Linked DNA regions of Homo sapiens: region 1 is linked to region 2. A link is a loop called in an ENCODE intact Hi-C map of the cell type or tissue named here. Cell type or tissue: Caco-2. All regions are shown on one strand. Each heading gives the region's core, and the rest is flanking DNA. Links, peaks and the distances in the headings are about the cores only.

Evidence for each region. A loop is a pair of places that touch in the nucleus more often than their neighbours do. Peaks named below come from ENCODE experiments on the same cell type or tissue, not always from the same donor. Only the 100,000 strongest peaks of a DNase experiment are listed, where the experiment ranks them.
Region 1: it touches region 2 in a loop (4-fold over the local background); 2 of 110 quality-filtered maps call a loop at or near these places.

What each region holds. Positions count from the first base shown.
Region 1 is chr5:126,652,138-126,660,476 of GRCh38, reverse strand. LOC105379162 (a long non-coding RNA gene) reads left to right here. Exons shown (of 3, transcript XR_001742530.1): 3 at 676-714. Among named protein-coding and RNA genes, the nearest start is that of SPMIP10, 25 kb to the right of the region's middle. In Caco-2, for the core only: a CTCF peak has its summit at 3,874 (motif pointing left); no DNase peak of the experiment used is centred there.
Region 2 is chr5:126,854,034-126,862,372 of GRCh38, reverse strand. No RefSeq gene overlaps it. Among named protein-coding and RNA genes, the nearest start is that of LMNB1, 81 kb to the right of the region's middle. In Caco-2, for the core only: no CTCF peak of the experiment used is centred there; a DNase peak (open chromatin) is centred at 3,686.

The DNA.
Region 1 (8,339 bases), core at 173-8,172, 200 kb after region 2:
CTCTGTATTTGGTGGTGGAGAATGATTCTTCTCTCTGTTTCTAGATCATTCTGTTTTCAAAAGCTAGGCCTAAAAGCTTTCAGAAAAGAGCAGTAATCAAAATCATTGACACACTATTCAGCAGTAGTATTCATCAATCAGAATGAACATGGTCATAAGCAGCCTGTACTAGTGAAACAGCAACATCATCAACCTTGCTTATAGGAAATGAAAGTCATTTACCCATGATCCAATTTCTCTAAATCTGCCTCAGTTATGTGGGCTGTGGCTGTGACTACTGTAAACAAAAAAGATCTGAGACAGGTTCAATCAATTAAGAAGTTTATTTTGTCAAGTTTAAGGACATGCCTGGAAGAAATAAACAAGAAATCACACAGTCTGTGGTCTGTGCCTTTCTCCAAAGATGATTTTGAGGGCTTCAATATTTAAAGGGGAAAAATGGGCTGGAGGGGAAAGAGGAAGTGTATGGTAGTCCACATGTTGCAGGAGAAAAGGAGCAGGGAGGGTAATAGTCAATTATGTATTCATTTCGCTCTAAGTAAATCATAAGTTAGCACTTTACATAAAAGGTGAACACAGAGTAGCTACCTACAGAGAGATTTAACCTTTTATCGGTAGCTATCTGCTTAGGAACAAAAGGAAATACAATTTCTTTTTTTTTTTTTTTTGAGACAGGGTCTTGCTCCGTCACCTAGGCTGGAATGCAGTGGTGCGATCTTGGCTCATTGCAACCTCCACCTCCCGGGTTCAAGTGATTCTTCTGCCTCAGCCTCCTGAGTTTCGAGGATTACAGGTGTGTACTACCACATCCACCTAAAGGAAAGCCAACTTCTTTTTTTTTTTTTCAGACAGGGTCTCACTCCATCACCCAGGCTAGAGTGCAGTGGTATGATCTCGGCTCACTGCAACCTCCGCCTCCTGGGTTCAAGCGATTCTCCTGCCTCAGCCTCCTGAGTAGCTGGAATTACAGGGGCCTGCCATTGTGCCTGGCTAATTTTTTTTTTTTTTTTTTTTTGAGACAGAGTTTGGCTTTTGTCGCCCAGGCTGGAGTGCAACGGTGCGATCTCAGCTCACTGCAACCTCCGCCTCCCAGGTTCAAGGGATTCTCCTGCCTCAGTCTCCCAAGTAGCTGGGATTCCAGGCCCATGCCACCACGCTTGGCTAATTTTTGTATTTTTAGTAGAGATGGGGTTTCACCATGTTGGCCAGGCTGGTCTCAAACTCCTGACCTCAGGAGATCCACCCACCTCAGCCTCCCAAAGTTCTGGGATTACAAGCATGAGTCACCGCGCCTGGCCTAAGAATGCTATTTTTTGAAATAGAAAATGTATATTTATATTAGACCAGGAGCTCAGTCCTCAAGTAGGTTCAAAACTCTTTCTTTGTGTTTTTGTTTTCTTGTTTTTTAAGAGACTTTTCTCCGAAAATAAGAAAAAAGAAAAAAAGTTTAAAAAAAAGAAAAAAAGGTAAAAAAAAAAAACAAAAAAGGAAAAAAAGAGTTAAACTTTTCTCCTAGTAAAAATGGCCAAGTAAAATGGCTAAGCTAGTAAAAATAGCTAAGAAGTCCAGAGTTCATTGTTACAAATCATTTACAATGAAGATTCATCTGTTTTTTGGGAGGAGTTTGGGGGGACAGTGTCTCACTCTGTCACCCAGGCTGGAGTGCAGTGGTGCATTTATGGCTCACTGCAGCCTCCAACTCCTTGGCTCAAGCTGTCTTCCTACCTCAGCCTCCCAAGTAGCTCCGTGCGAAGCACTGTGGTAAAAGTGAGGGGAAATACCAAGAGGATTAAGGCACGGTCTCAGTCCTTAAGAAGATTTATACAGGCAGAATAGTGATAGAAAACACTGAAGCCCAGCAAAAGAGATTATTTCCAACACGACAGATATGAGAGGGAAGACTTCATGGACGAAATGCAGCTGAACTGGGCTTTGAATGGCTGGAAGGTCAGCATATGGTTATATCCAGCAAGTTTGAAAAACAAAAGAGCTAAATCCAAGAAAAAGCACAGGCTAGGTATGAGGACTTTGAAGGAAGTTGTTGCCGAGAAAGGAGTGTGAGTGCAAGCGTATGTGGGGGCGCTGGGGGTGGTATGACCATCATACAGTAAGATGCAGCTGTACTAATGAAGATTGACTGGAGTTGGATGGTGATGGTCCCTATAGAACATTATGTTGTGGATGTTTGAATCATTAATTTTTTTGGTAATAAAATATGCATAACATAATATTTATTATTTTAACCATTTTTGAGTGTAAGTTCAGTGGCACTAAGTACATTGACATTGTTGTGGAATCACCGTCACCATCCATCCACAGAACATTTCATGAATGGCTTTTTTTTTTTAGACAGTCTTGTTCTGTCACCCAAGCTGGAGTGCAGTGGCGATCTCAGCTCACAGCAACCTCCATCTCTCGAGTTCAAGCAATTCTCATGCCTCAGCCTCCTGAGTAGCTGGGACCACAGGCCCGCGCCACCACGCCCGGCTAATTTTTTTAATTTTTAATAGAGAAGGGGTTTTGCCATGTTGGCCAGGCTGGTCTCAAACTCCTGACCTCAAGTGATCCACTCTCCTCGGCCTCCCAAAGTGCTGGGATTATGGGCATGAGCCACCGCACCCTGCCTATGAATGGCTTTTTAACAGAAAGATGAAGGGACCACAGGTGACTACATCATTCTAGTAGCAGCATACAGAATTAACTGAATTGTCCCAATTTATTTATGGGAAAGGTGAGAGAGGAGGCAGGGGATGAACTAAGAGGTTATTGTAAGACACTTGGTGCCAGGAGAGTAGTTCCCACAGTGAAAATTAAAGAGCGGACAGCTATGCTAGGTGTGGTGGCGTGCGCCTGTAGTCACGGCTTGGAGGTTGCAGTGAGCTCAGATCGCACCACTGCACTCCAGCCTGGGGGACAGAGTGAGACCCTGTCTCAAATAAACAAACAAAACAAAACAAAAAACCCATCATTACCACCACAAAATAAAAACAATATTGTGAATTAGCTATCAGTATCCCCACTTTCAAGATGAGAAGCTGAGGATGAGGCCTGTGGTGTATGGAGCATGCTTAAAGTTGCACAGTAAGTGATGGAGTCAAAACTCAAATACCGGCCGGTCACGGTGGCTCACGCCTGTAATCCTAACACTTTGGGAGGCCAAGGCAGGCAGATCACCTGAGGCCAGGAGTTTGAGACCAGCCTGGTCAACATGGTGAAACCCTGTCTCTACTGAAAATACAAAATAAATTAGCCGGGCATCGTGGTGCACACCTGTAAACCCAGCTACTTGGGAGGCTGAGGCAGGAGAATCACTTGAACCCGGGAGGCAGAGGTTGCAGTGAGCTGAGATCGCACCACTGCTGAGATCCAGGCTGGCTGACAGAGCAAGACACCGTCTCAAAAACAAACAAATAAACAAAAACAAAAAACACAAAAAAACCTCAAATCCTAGTTGGTCTAACTCCCAAGTTGATGCTTTGAAGTACTGTACTAATGGTTTTTAGTTTGTCCCTGGAAAAGTTTGGTTTTCCTGTTTAAATGTATTCTCTCTTGTTTTCTCTTTTTCTACTTTCAAAGTTTTACATATCAGATAAAATTCTCTGTGGCTTAGTAAAGTGCTAGGTACTAATGAGAATAATCCAAAGGCTATAAGTTTCCATTTGTTGATAATACTCCACTTGAAAACTTGTTAGTTACAGAGGCACTGATAGATGTTTATGTCTAACTTCTATAATATCATAATATCTCTAGGAAATATAATATCATATTTCTAAAGAAAAAGTTTTCCCTTAGTAAAAAAGAGCAAAACAAAACAAACAAAAACCCCAAAACAATTTATCAGAAAGGCTTTGCTTTTTCTTAAGCGACGCAACACCGACCTCTTCTGGTCAGGAAGCGGAAGTATTAGGCAAATAATGAACTTGGAAAAATCAGGGTGGAAAAGTCAAGTTAAGGAGAAAATAGACTAGGAAACAGGTTTCACAGAAGACTTGACATTTATCTTGGATTTGAAACTCTAACAGACAGAACAGAGGGAGAGTGCATTCCACACGAGGAGCAGTGTATACAAAGCAAAAATTGTTCCGTCTTTTCTGATAAAATACATCTGCTGTAGATAATTTTTATTTTCTTTCTTCCTTTTTTTTTTTTTTTTTTTTTGTTTTGAGACAAGGACTTACTCTGTCACCCAGGCTGGAGTGCAGTGGTGCAGTACGGCTCACTGTAGCCTCGACCTCTCAGGCTCAAGTGGTCCTCCCACCACAGCCTCTGGAGTAGCTGGGACAACAGGAGTGCACCACCACGCCCAACTAATTTTTGTATTTTTGGTAGAGACGGAGTTTTGTTATGTTACCCAGGTTAATCTCGAACTCCTGGGCTCAAGCAATCCCCTTGCTTCAGCCTCCCAAAGTGTTGGAATTACAGGTGTGAGCTATCGCCCAGCCCAGCCATGCTGTTGATAATTTTTAAAGGTATAAGGATATAAATAAGAATCATCCATAACTCCTCCATGCAGAAATAATACTGGAAACAATTGGATGCACTGACTTTGTTTTCTGGTCATATGCGTTATTTTTGTCCACAAAACTAGGTAAATCTCAACTTATTTAGTATTCTATCACACACATCTTCCCACATTCTAAAAAGAAGAAAAAGATGTTTTCTGAAAGGCAGGCTTCTATCAGTAAATCACGTTAAAGTCAGAGAAGACGTCTTACTGAGTATTTTTATATTGATCCCCATTTGCCAGGGCCTCACTGAATGCCCTGAGATTCACACAGCTTGGTGAGTGGGGTGCTGGCTAGATTCCAGCCACTGCTCACCTCCTCTCCCATACTCCCCTATATGGGATTCACCTACAGACCTGCTCTTGGTGATGCTCAGCCTGACAAGAAGCTAATGAGTAACTGTGAAATGTAATCACCAGTATTCTCAGCATATGAAAATTATACTCACTGGCATTTTTTGCAATCACTGGGACTAACCCACCCAGCATAATATTCTGCTCTCTTGTGCGGAAGTTTACAATCTCAAACTAACAAATTGTGGAAGAAGAGGGCTCTGAAAGGAGTAGGCCAAAGGTATAAATTAATTAGAGTTTACATTTAAGAGAGTGAAATTAAATGAGGAATGATAGAATTGCTCATTGGGAAATAACTTGGAGGGGTCACAGAAACTTAGGGAAAATTAAGCAGAAAAGCAGAAAAATGGATATTTTAGGATAATGAGATAGTCTTCGAGTCAGATCTCACAGAATGGTGAATGGATTAGCATGGTCAACCTAAGTAACAGAGAGAGGGTCTCTAAGAGAAAATGATATTTGGGAATAAAGCTTTGCAATCATTAACTATATGTGTATTCAGGGAGGTAAAAGAAGACAAAGGATTTTTAAAGGAAATAAGGAGGATTATATAATTGTTTTATAATAATTATCTTTGGCTACGAAGATCAATAACAAAGGTGATACCAGTCCAAAGGTGGACAGGCAGTTGCAGGGCAGATGTCCTTACAGAAGTATTTTTTGTTTAAGGTTTTGGTAGCTTTTGTGTGAGGCTGTGGTTTTTGCAGAGCCTTTTGTGATGTTTTTGTTTTCAGGCATACAAGTGTGAGAACTCTCTCTTCGTAGCCTTTCTGGTTCTATTTGTTAGGGTTTTGTGTGTGTTTTTTTTTTAACAGTAGTGATTTTATTTTCATTCTGACAACTTTCACATTTTCCTCTGTTGATCAAGGTCTTTCTCTGAAAGTATCACTGATTAATCACCCTGTACTTAGGTATTTTGCTTTGTTTGTTTTGTTTTTTGAGACAGAGTCTTGCTCTGTCACCCTGGCTGGAGTGCAGTGGCAAGATTTCAGCTCACTGCAACCTCTGCCTTCCCAGTTCAAGCAATTCTCCTGCCTCAGCCTCCAGAGTAGCTGGGATTACAGGCATGTGCCACTACACTTAACTAATTTTCATGTTTTTTATAGAGATGGGATTTTGCCATATTGGCAAGGCTGGTCTCAAACTCCCAGCCTCAAGTGATCTGCCGCCTCGGCCTCCCAAGGTGCTGGGATGACAGGCATGAACCACCGCGCCCAGCCTGTACTTAGGTTTTGATGTCCCTCGGTGCAGGGATGAATTTGTCCCAGTTGCTGGTTTCTTCTCGTGTTAAGGGTAGTGACTAGTGACTAGTGACTAGAAGTCAGTGTCAAAAGACTTTCAGCAATATTTAAGCAACAAGGGAGGTTCGAAGGGAGGGGCTCTCAGGCTAAGTATACCTAAAGTCCATTATTAAAGTTCAATTTTGTCTGTTCCATAGTCTTTTACCATCATCTCAAAGTGTTGAGCCAGTATTATTTTGTTAAGAGTTGTACTTCTGTAAAAATTTAACAAGTAGCAGATACAAAGTTTAAAAAGGAAAAATACAAAGTAAAATGAATAATAGTATGACAATCCCAATTTGCATAATATGTTTTTGAGCCATAAACCTAGGCTTAAAAACAACCAACTGATTAAATCAAATGACCATATGGAATTGCATGTTGTACAAATACCTGTTGTAACCATGTGGCCTGTTTTCTTGTTTTGTGTAAGTGGGCCTGATATGGTTTGGATCTGTGTTGCCACCCAAATCTCACATTAAATTGTAATCACCAATGTTGGAGGTGGGGTCTAGTGGGAGGTGATTAGCTCATGGGGAGGGGTTCTCATGAATGGGTAGGACCATCTTTTCTGTGCAGTTCTCATGATAGTGAGTTATCGTGAGATCTGGTTGTTTAAAAGTGTGTAGCACCTCCCTGCTCTCATTCTTGCTCCTACTCCAGCCATGTGATGTGTCTGCTCCTCCTTCCCCTTCGGACATGATTGTATGTTTCCTGACGCCTCTCCAGAAGAAGAAGCTGCTATGCTTCCTGGACAGCCTGCAGAACTGTCAGCCAATTAAACCTCTTTTCTTTCTAAATTACCCAGACTCAGATATTTCTTCTTTTTTTTTTTAATAATTAAAGAATATATTTTTATTTTCTTTAGAGACAAGGGTCTTGCTATATTGCCCAGGCTGGTCTCCAACTCCTGAGCTCAAGCAAGCCTCCCACCTCAGTCTCCCAAAGTCCTGGGATTACAGGCATGAGCCACTGTGCCCAGCATAGGTATTTCTTCGAAAACAGACTAACACAGGGTCTCAACTTTCCCAAGGAATTTATCCAGTTACAGCAGGTAGTATTAACAATAGCACAGAAATTTTCTTATTTAACCAATGAATAGGAAAGGATTTCTTAGGCTAGAATCTGCTAAATTGACAGCAGAAGCTTCTGATTATGAGATTTCAATAATATCATTATCCTGCCAAATGAAAAATATAGCATTAAAAAGGGTAAGAGGGCCAGACATAGTGGCTCACGTATGTAATCCAAGCACTCTGGGAGGCCGAGGCAAGCGAATCACTTGAGGTCAGGAGTTCAAGACCAGCCTGGCCAACATGGTGAAACCCCGTCTTTACTAAAAATACAAAAACAAACAAACAAACAAACAAAAAACTAGCCAGGCAGGGTGGCATGTGTCTGTAATCCCAGCTACTTGGGAGGCTGAGGCAGGAGAATTGCTTGAACCCAGGAGGTGGAGGTTGCAGTAAGCCGGTATCGCACCACTGCACTCCAGCCTGTGCGACACAGCGAGACTCTGTCTCAAAAAAAAAAAAAAAAGCAAACAACAACACAACAAAAAATGGCCAGGTGCAGTGGCTCATGCCTGTAATGCCTCATGAGCAGCTGAGACTATAGGTGCGTGTCACCATAACTGGTTATTTACTGATTTATTTTTTGTAGAGACAAGGTCATGCTTTGTTGCCCAGGCTGTAATTTTTAAAATGTTTATTAATAAATCAAATATATTTAGTCTTTCTATAAAGGTTAAGAAGCCAAGAACAAACATATTTTTGTTCAGCAATCAGTTTTATCATTTTTTTCCCAGTTGTTTCTTTTTGGCCTCTGTATGGCAGAAAAAGTAAAATTTTTATGCCAAGCAGAGATTCCTGATATTATTTTTCTAAGCTTTAAAGTATTGACCTGTTTGATATGACAGCCTTTTATAAACACTTACCTAGTTCTTTTTCTTTTAAATTATTAGTTTTTCAATTAAGTGTTCTATCATTGTAATCAATTGTTAGGAAAACTTAAATTTATATTTCCTAAAGCTATCTAAGTTGTTGGTTACCATGAAGCTGTTGTAATTTGTAAAGTCATTAATTTGAAGGCCTTTTGAAAATTAAGAAATTTGAAATTCTGAGACTTAAAAAAAAAAAATCATGGCTGGAATGCCATAAGCAGTGAGTTTTATCTCAAGGCCAGTAGATTTGTCAGCAGAT
Region 2 (8,339 bases), core at 63-8,062:
GTGTATAAATTTTAGAATTGTTAAGTAGTTGAAAAGGTCTTAATGGAATTTTTACTGGCATTGTAGTGAATTTATAATTCATTTCATTAAAATTGACATCTTTACAATTTTTAGTAACCCCATATAATGATCATAGCATATCACGACATATTCAGCTGCTTTCTGTGTCCTGTAATAGCGTTTTAATCTTTTCCAATAAAATTCTTCTGTGTTCTCTGTTAACTTTATTCCCAAATTTTATAGTTGGTACTGCCATTATAAATGATACTGGCTGGGCACCGTGGCTCACGCCTGTAATCCCAGCACTTCGTGAGGCTGAGGCGGGTGGACCACGAGGTCAGGAGTTCCAGACCAGCATGGCCAATATGATGAAAACTCGTCTCTAAAAATACAAAAATTAGCCGGGTGTTTTGGCACACACCTGTAGTCCCAGCTACTCGGGAGGCTGAGGCAGAAGAATTGCTTGAACCGGGAGGTGGAGGTTGCAGTGAGCCGAGATCGCACCACTGCACTCCAGCCTGGCAACAGAGTGAGACTCCGTCTCTAAATAAATAAATAAATAATATCTATCTTCTATTACATTTTCTAGTTGGTTAGTGCCAGTGTAGATGTACACTAGTTATGCTGTATCTTTGTTGAACTCTGTAGGAGTCTCATAGTTTGTTGATCATGACAGTTTGTTTATACCTGGCTAGGTCTGCTCTCTCCTGTGTTAATGTAGTGGCCAGGCGCTCCGCAACTCTCCCACTGCTGTCTAGTTAGCAGTTATATTTGCTGGTTTTCCAGTCTTCAAGGGTGTGTTCTGTTTCTCTGCCAGTGTGATTTTTTTTTACATTTTTCCTATATTCTATTTCCTTTCTATTCTAATACTCTGTGTTTTAAAAATTCTTTTCAAGAACATTCAATAATAATTATGTATAATCGATAGCTGCTAATAAAACTGTATAATTATAATTAATTATGTATAATTCACAAAACATTGAGAAAGTTGTGTGACTCTCTACTTTTCATTTGCCAGTGTAGTATGATACATTAATGTTGCACCATCCTTTCATTCCTGGATAAATCTTACTTAATAAAATTTTCTACATCTATCTATATTCATATATGGAAAACCAAGAGTTCACAGTGACACCATCAATTGCAATTCAATACCACAGAGGTGAATTTTGTTTCTATTTCCATATTTCTATCCCCCTTTCCTAACAGTGAGAAAACTTGACTTTCATTGTCTTTGATTTACTTGCCTATTTAATCAATTCCTCTGCATGGAAGCCATCTCCCGGCTTCATAGCCATCCCCTCCCCAGCACGGAAGGCCTCCTCACTGCTCTCGAGCTCTGACACCCAGACCAGGCTACACCCAACCCACTATAAGGACACCCTCCTCATCCCAGTACAACTCTGGTGCACCCAATGGGTGTTCCTCACCTTCATTCAGCCTGCAGTTATCCTCTTCTTCATTTGATGTTTTATTTCCATCCTCTCTTTTACTTTTTGTCTAGGAGGAGTGGATTAATGGTGTATTCACTAATCTTTGTGAAGAGTAAATGTAGAACTTTCTTAATCTTCTCTTTCTCTCACCCTCTTTTGTCCTCTATCTCACTGATTTTAGCTTTATGTTTATTTCTTCCTCCTTTCTTCTTTTAATTTACTCTTGTTTCAGTCTTTTTTTTTTTAACCTTTGGATGAGTGATTTAAAGCTATAAATTTTCTTCTAAGTACTACTTTATCTCACACAATCTTTTAAAGTTTTCATTGTTTAAATTTTAGTTCTAAGTATGTTTTTTAAGTTTCTCTTGCTTCCTTCTTTAACCCAAGAATGCTTTAGTAGTGAGTTTTTTTTAGCTTCCAGCAAATGAACAGAAGGGAGGATGTTATTCTTTTGTGCTTTAATTATTTTAATTATTACATTATGATCAAAGAACTATGATCTCTATGATGTAGATTCTTTGAAAGTATGGCATTTTTGTGGCTTAATACAGGATTGTTGCAAATATATATATGTATATATGCTACATATATATGCATATATTCTATACATGCTATATATATGTGTCTATAAATAAACTACAGTTTATTGGGTAGTTTACATCTTCACTTTTTTCATGCTTTATCAAACTCTGAGAGGAGCATATAGCATTTTCTGATTACAACTGCTGATGTATTTATTTCTCCCTTCAGTCCTGTTAGTAGCTACTTTATGTATTTGAAGCTATGTTGATATGTTTATTATTATATCTTCTTGACATATTGTTCCTCTTACAAAAATATAATATCCCAATATTCTGCTTGTCCACTTTGATGTTTTAAACTTCTCTTTTGTCTGATATTAATACTAAATATTTCTATAACCTTTCTAACTCAGGAATAGAAAACCAAACATCGTATGTTCTCACTGATATGTGAGAGCTAAGCTATGAAGACTCAAAGGTGTAAGAATGATACAACAGACTTGGGGATTTGGGTGGAAGTGTGGGGGATGAGGAATAAAAGACTGCAAATATGGGGCAGTGGACACTGCTCGGGTGATGGGTGCACCAAAATCGCACAAATCACCACTAAAATACTTACTCATGTAACTAAATACCACCTGTACCCTAAGAACCCATGGAAAAATAAAAAATAAAAAAAGATAAAGGAATACTAGGAAAAAAATTTTTTTTTTTGAGACGGAGTCTCGCTCTGTCGCCCAGGCTGGAGTGCAGTGGCGCGATCTCGGCTCACTGCAAGCTCCGCCTCCCGGGTTCACGCCATTCTTCTGCCTTAGCCTCCCCAGTAGCTGGGAGTACAGGCACCCACCACCACGCCCCGCTAATTTTTTGTATTTTTAGTAGAGAAGGGGTTTCACCATGTTAGCCAGGATGGTCTTGATCTCCTGACCTCACGATCCACCTGCCTCGGCCTCCCAAAGTGCTGGGATTACAGGCATGAGCCACCATGCCTGGCCATGGAAAAAAATTAATAAACATTTCTATAACCTCTTACATCTATAGACAACATACTGTTAAATATTATTTTTAAAATTTAATTGGCAAATATTTGTCTTGGGATTGATGAGTTTAATCTACTTACTTTTATTTTACTATCATGTTGGTGTTAATTCTACCACCTTTTTTCTTTCTTTCTTTCTTTTTTATGAGATGGAGTCTCACTCTGTTTCCCAGGCTGGAGTGCAATGGTACAATCAGCTCACCGCAACCTCCGCCTCCTGGGTTCCAGCAATTCTCCTGCCTCAGCCTCCAGAGTAGCTGGGATTACAGGCAGCCACCACCACACCCTGCTAATTTTTGTATTTTTAGTAGAGACAGGGTTTCACCACAGTAGCCAGGCTGGTCTCGAACTCCTGACTTCAAGTGATCCTCCCGCCTCGGCCTCCCAAAGTGCTGGGATTACAAGCATGAGCCACCGTGCCCAGCCCACTACCACCTTTTTTCATGTCTCATTATATTTTCCCTGTGATCTCATATTCTCCTGCGGATCTTGACTACCTTGGCTAGTGGTGAGTATTCAGGGTGAGAAGAGCTGAATCCCTGGTGGGTCAGCAGGGAGGGCGGGGCACACACTGAGGGTGGGAGATCCTCTGGGGTTGCCGTTTGGACTCGGCCACTCCCCATTTGCCACAGTTAGCATGTGACTGTGCCCTCAGGGAACCGCCACATACCTCCATCCTGGCGGAAGTTCCATCTCCCTGAATTGCAGTCAGCTCGCCTTTGAAGAGGAGAAGGCTGGGGAAGAGGAAATTCCATGCGGTTGGCAGATCTGCCTGCACGTATTTTGTATGCACCTGCCCCCGTGTGGGTAGAATGCAGCCCTAATCTTACCCTGCTGCCCCGGAGCCACCTATTGCTATTGGTTGTTTTCTGGGGTGTGATGCTTCCATGGAGAAGCATTTCACAGGAGGGAGACAAGGATGCTACTCTCCGCCCATACCTGTCCCCTAGGTGTAGTGTCCTGTTCTCCCCCCGCACCTTCTGTAGCCCCCGTGTTCCCTGTTTTGTTTGGTTTGGTTTTTTTCTCAGACTCACCAACCATTATCTCACTTATTTGGCGCTTGCACGGGTGATTGGGGAAGGGGGCCAAAAGTCAGGGTAAATTTGCCATACTATATGCCATCAGCACTTCTCCAAAAGTCCTTCTTGGAATCCTGCAGTTGCCATGGGGACAGGCCATGGGAAAGAGACCAATCACCTTGGCTCTGGTGCCTTGGCCCCATTCAGCCAGTTTCTCTCTGCTTTATAGAGTGGGGATCTGGGCTAGATTTCACTGGAAAGAAAAGGATTGCGCTCTTAAAAATGATAATGTTGAAATTTGTTAAATCCTGTTTTATTCTAAAATTCTAGGTAGCCTCATCTGGTTCCCTGGTTCATGGGGACTCTGTGTTTACCAAAAGCAGTGAAGTGCTTGGTAGGAAAAAGCCTGCACCGCACGGGTCTGTCTTACATAAAAATGACACCCACACAGCATTCCTGGCTCTCATCCCTTCCCCAGTGCCAGAAAGGAGGCAGCCGTAACTTTCACCCAGCTGCAAATAAGTAATGCTCAGTAGACATATGAACTGTGTTTTACTCTCAGGGGGCTTAAAGACTGCTGACGTTAGGAATTTTTTTTAAGTCAGTCTTGAGATTTGTGAGAGAGAATGTCTGGAAGCCACCAAGAGGGCAGATCTGCAGAACACCGGTCCCAGTGCAGCCAATGCCAGGGAGGCCAGGCAGGCGGCAAGAAGGCCTGCGGTGGGGATATCACCAGCAAAGGGTCAGCTGCATTACTTTTACAATGTAAGAACTGGAACCGTGTTTTCCTGGCCTTTAAACAGTACACTCAGACAGGCTTTTGGGCACTTGGCAATTAACTTTGCTAATGTATAAAATGTCACTGGGTTTTCTCCATCATTGACCTTCCTTGTCACTCCCCCTGCCTCGTAACTGCAGGGCTGAAACTTTGTTAGATGCCTCTGGTTTGGCAGCTGAGGGTGCCCACGGCTCAGCCATGTCCATAAGACACCACATGATAGGTGCCCTGCTCACTCAAGGCTTGCCTCTATAAGGGCCTCTCAGCCACTAGGAGCCCAGGGAGACCAGGCTGAGCTGGCCCAGACATGGAGGTGAGATAAGGAGAGTCTAGGGAAGCCATCTAAGACTCTATCATCTGGGTATTGGTGGCTCTATTCTAGAGTCTGTGTGAGGGCCCAGGACTCAGTCCTCGTGGGCAACATCTTACAGCAAAATTAGCAGTCCTGAGTTAGGAGGTCTGCTATGTGAGGAGAGATTCCCCAGAAGCATGCACCATTCTGGACAGTACGCCAGGGTCGTGGGCAGCTCTGGCCGGGTCAACCTTTGCAGCTCCACAGAATCTTTGCATTGTGGGAGCTCTTAGGAGGAAGAGGAAAAAATCTAACATTTGTTAGTAAATCTGCTTCATCCCAGATGAGAAGGACTAAGAATCAGTCTCGGCCATGGTCTGCAAAAGTCAAGGGACTTCAGTTTTCTTGTTTTGGGGTGGTTTTTGTTTTTTTTGTTTTGTTTTCTTTTTTTAAGACAGGGTCTTGCTTTGTTGCCCAGGCTGGAGTGCAGTGGTGAGATCACAGCTCACTGTAGCCTCAATCTCCTGGGCTCAGGTGATCTGCCTACCTCAGCCTCCCAAGTAGCTAGGACTACAGGTGTGCAACACCAAGCCTGACTAATTTTGTGTGTGTATGTGTGTAGAGACTGGGTTTTGCCATGTTGCCCAGGTTGGTCTCAAAGTGGAGATCTCACCACTGCACACCAGCAATAGAGCAAGACTCTGTCTCAAACATAAAATAAAATATAAAATAAAATAAAATAGGCTGGGCGCGGTGGCTCACGCCTGTAATCCCAGCACTTTGCGAGGCCGAGGTGGGCGGATCACGAGGTCAGGAGATCAAGACCATCTTGGCTAACACAGTGAAACCCGGTCTCCACTAAAAATACAAAAAATTAGCCAGGCGTGGTGGCGGGCGCCTGTAGTCCCAGCTACTCCGGGGGCTGAGGCAGGAGAATGGTGTGAACCCGGGAGGCGGAGCTTGCAGTGAGCCGAGATAGCGCTACTGCAGTCTGGCCTGGGCGAAAGAGTGAGACTCTGTCTCAAAAATAAAAAATAAAATAAAATATGTACTGTGTACTTGAAAGTTGCTAAAAAAAAAAAAGTAGATCTTAAATGTTTTCACCACAAGAAAGATAGCTTGATGTAATCATTTCACAATGTATACATATGTCAAAACATCACATTTAACATCATAAATACATAAAATTTTTGTCAGTTATACCTCAATAAAGTGAACAGGAGAAAATAGAATATTATGTGACATACAGCGCATATGTAAATATTATCTTTAGTATATTCTGAAGAGTAAAATTGTATTACAAACTAAAAAAAAAAAAGTCATGCTATTAATGCTATATCTGGGATTCACTTTAAAATAATCCAAAAGATGACAGAGTAGAAGGTGCAAGTATGGATGAAATAAGATTGGCCACATGTAGGTAATTGTTGACTTCAGGTGATGTGTATATGGTATTCATTATACTACTCTCCAGTTTTATATAGGTTTAAGTTTTCCATTTGTGAAATCACTTGTATTTAAAAAAAAAGAGTTGGGCACTGCTGCCTGATATACGCTCTCTCTAAAAGAATTCACTGCTCTGCAGGGACTGGTTGCTGAGCAGAAGGGAGCCTATAGCTCATAGGCTGTAGGCTCAAGGTTGGTCATTTTACATAGAGATGTTAAGTATATGAAATCAAACATGATCAGAGTAGTACAGTAAGGCAATGGGCTGACTGTGCAGTAATTGTAGATAGGGGAAGGGAAGCAGAGGTCAGAGAAGAGGCCTCAGGCTCAGTGCCAAGAATGATGCTTTTGGTCACGGACAAAAGGGCTTCAGAGCATCCCGTTAAAAAAGAAAACCCACATCCTGCTGAGATTGGAGGCGGCCGATAAGGCTGTCGCCCATCTGACAGTGCTACAGTGATGGAGGCATCCCACCACACTCTAGAAACAAAAAGAAGACAAATGTCAACAGATGCCTCGATTCTGCTATCATCAAGTGTGCGTGTGCACATGGCTTGGTTTGAGGCAGGGGATGCGGGTTCCATGATGAGAGGGATGATTCTCATTAGCTTGTTCTCGATGCTGTCTTTGTGCGCCACAAGGTTAATACAGGAAATATGAAAGGCGCTCAGACTGCCAGGAGCAGCTGCTCGTGGGTAGGTCAGCCCTGAGCAAACCTTCCTTAGGTCCAGACCATGACTGTCCTGCCAATTGTTCATAGTGAGAGGTGACAGCGTGCTGGCAGCCCTCGCTCGCTCTTGGCGCCTCCTCGACCTCCGCGCCCACTCTGGCCGCGCTTGAGGAGCCCTTCAGCCTGCCGCTGCACTGTGGGAGCTCCACTCTGGGCTGGCCGAGGCTGGAGCTGGCTCCCTCTGCTTGTGGGGAGGTGTGGAGGGAGAGGCGCCGGTGGGAACCAGGGTTGGGCGCACACTTGCAGGCCAGCGTGAGTTCCGGGTGGGCGTGGGCTCGGCAGGCCCCCGCACTCCGAGCAGCCGGCCTGCGCCCCCAGCCCGGGGGCAGTGAGGGGCTTAGCACCTGGGCCAGCAGCTGCAGAGGGGGGCGCCAGGTCCCCCAGCACAGCCGGCCTGCCCGTGCCATGCTCAAATTCTCGACGGGCCTCCACTGCCACCCAGCCGGGCAGGGCTGGGGACCTGTAAGCAGCCATGCCCTACCCCCCGCCCCCCCCCCCCCCCCCGGCCCCTGCACTAGGCTCCCGCTCAGCCTGAGCCTCCCGGACGGGTGCCGCCCCCTGGTAGGAGGCACCAGGTCCCATCAACCACCCAAGGCCTGAGGAGTGCAGGCGCACGGTGTGGTACTGGCGGGCAGCTCCCCCAGCAGCCCTGGCACCGCAACCACTAGGCAAAGCCAGCTGGGCTCCTGAGTCAGGTGGGGACTTGGAGATCTTTTATGTCTAGCTAGAGGATTGTAAATGCACCAATCAGCACTCTGTGTCTCGCTAAAGGTTTGTAAATGCACCAATCAGTGCTCTGTGTCTAGCTAATCTAGTGGGGACTTGGAGAACTTTTGTGTCTGGCTCAGGGATTGTAAGCACACCAATCAGCACCCCGTCAAAACAGACCAATCAGCTCTCTGTAAAACAGACCAAACAGCTCTCTGTAAAATGGACCAATCAGCAGGATGTGGGTGGGGCCATATAAGGGAATAAAAGCAGGCTGCCCGAACCAGTAGTGGCAATCAGGTGAGGTCCTCTTTCCTGCCGCGGAGGTTTTTTTTCTTTTGCTCTTTGTAATAAATCTCGCTGCTGCTCGCTT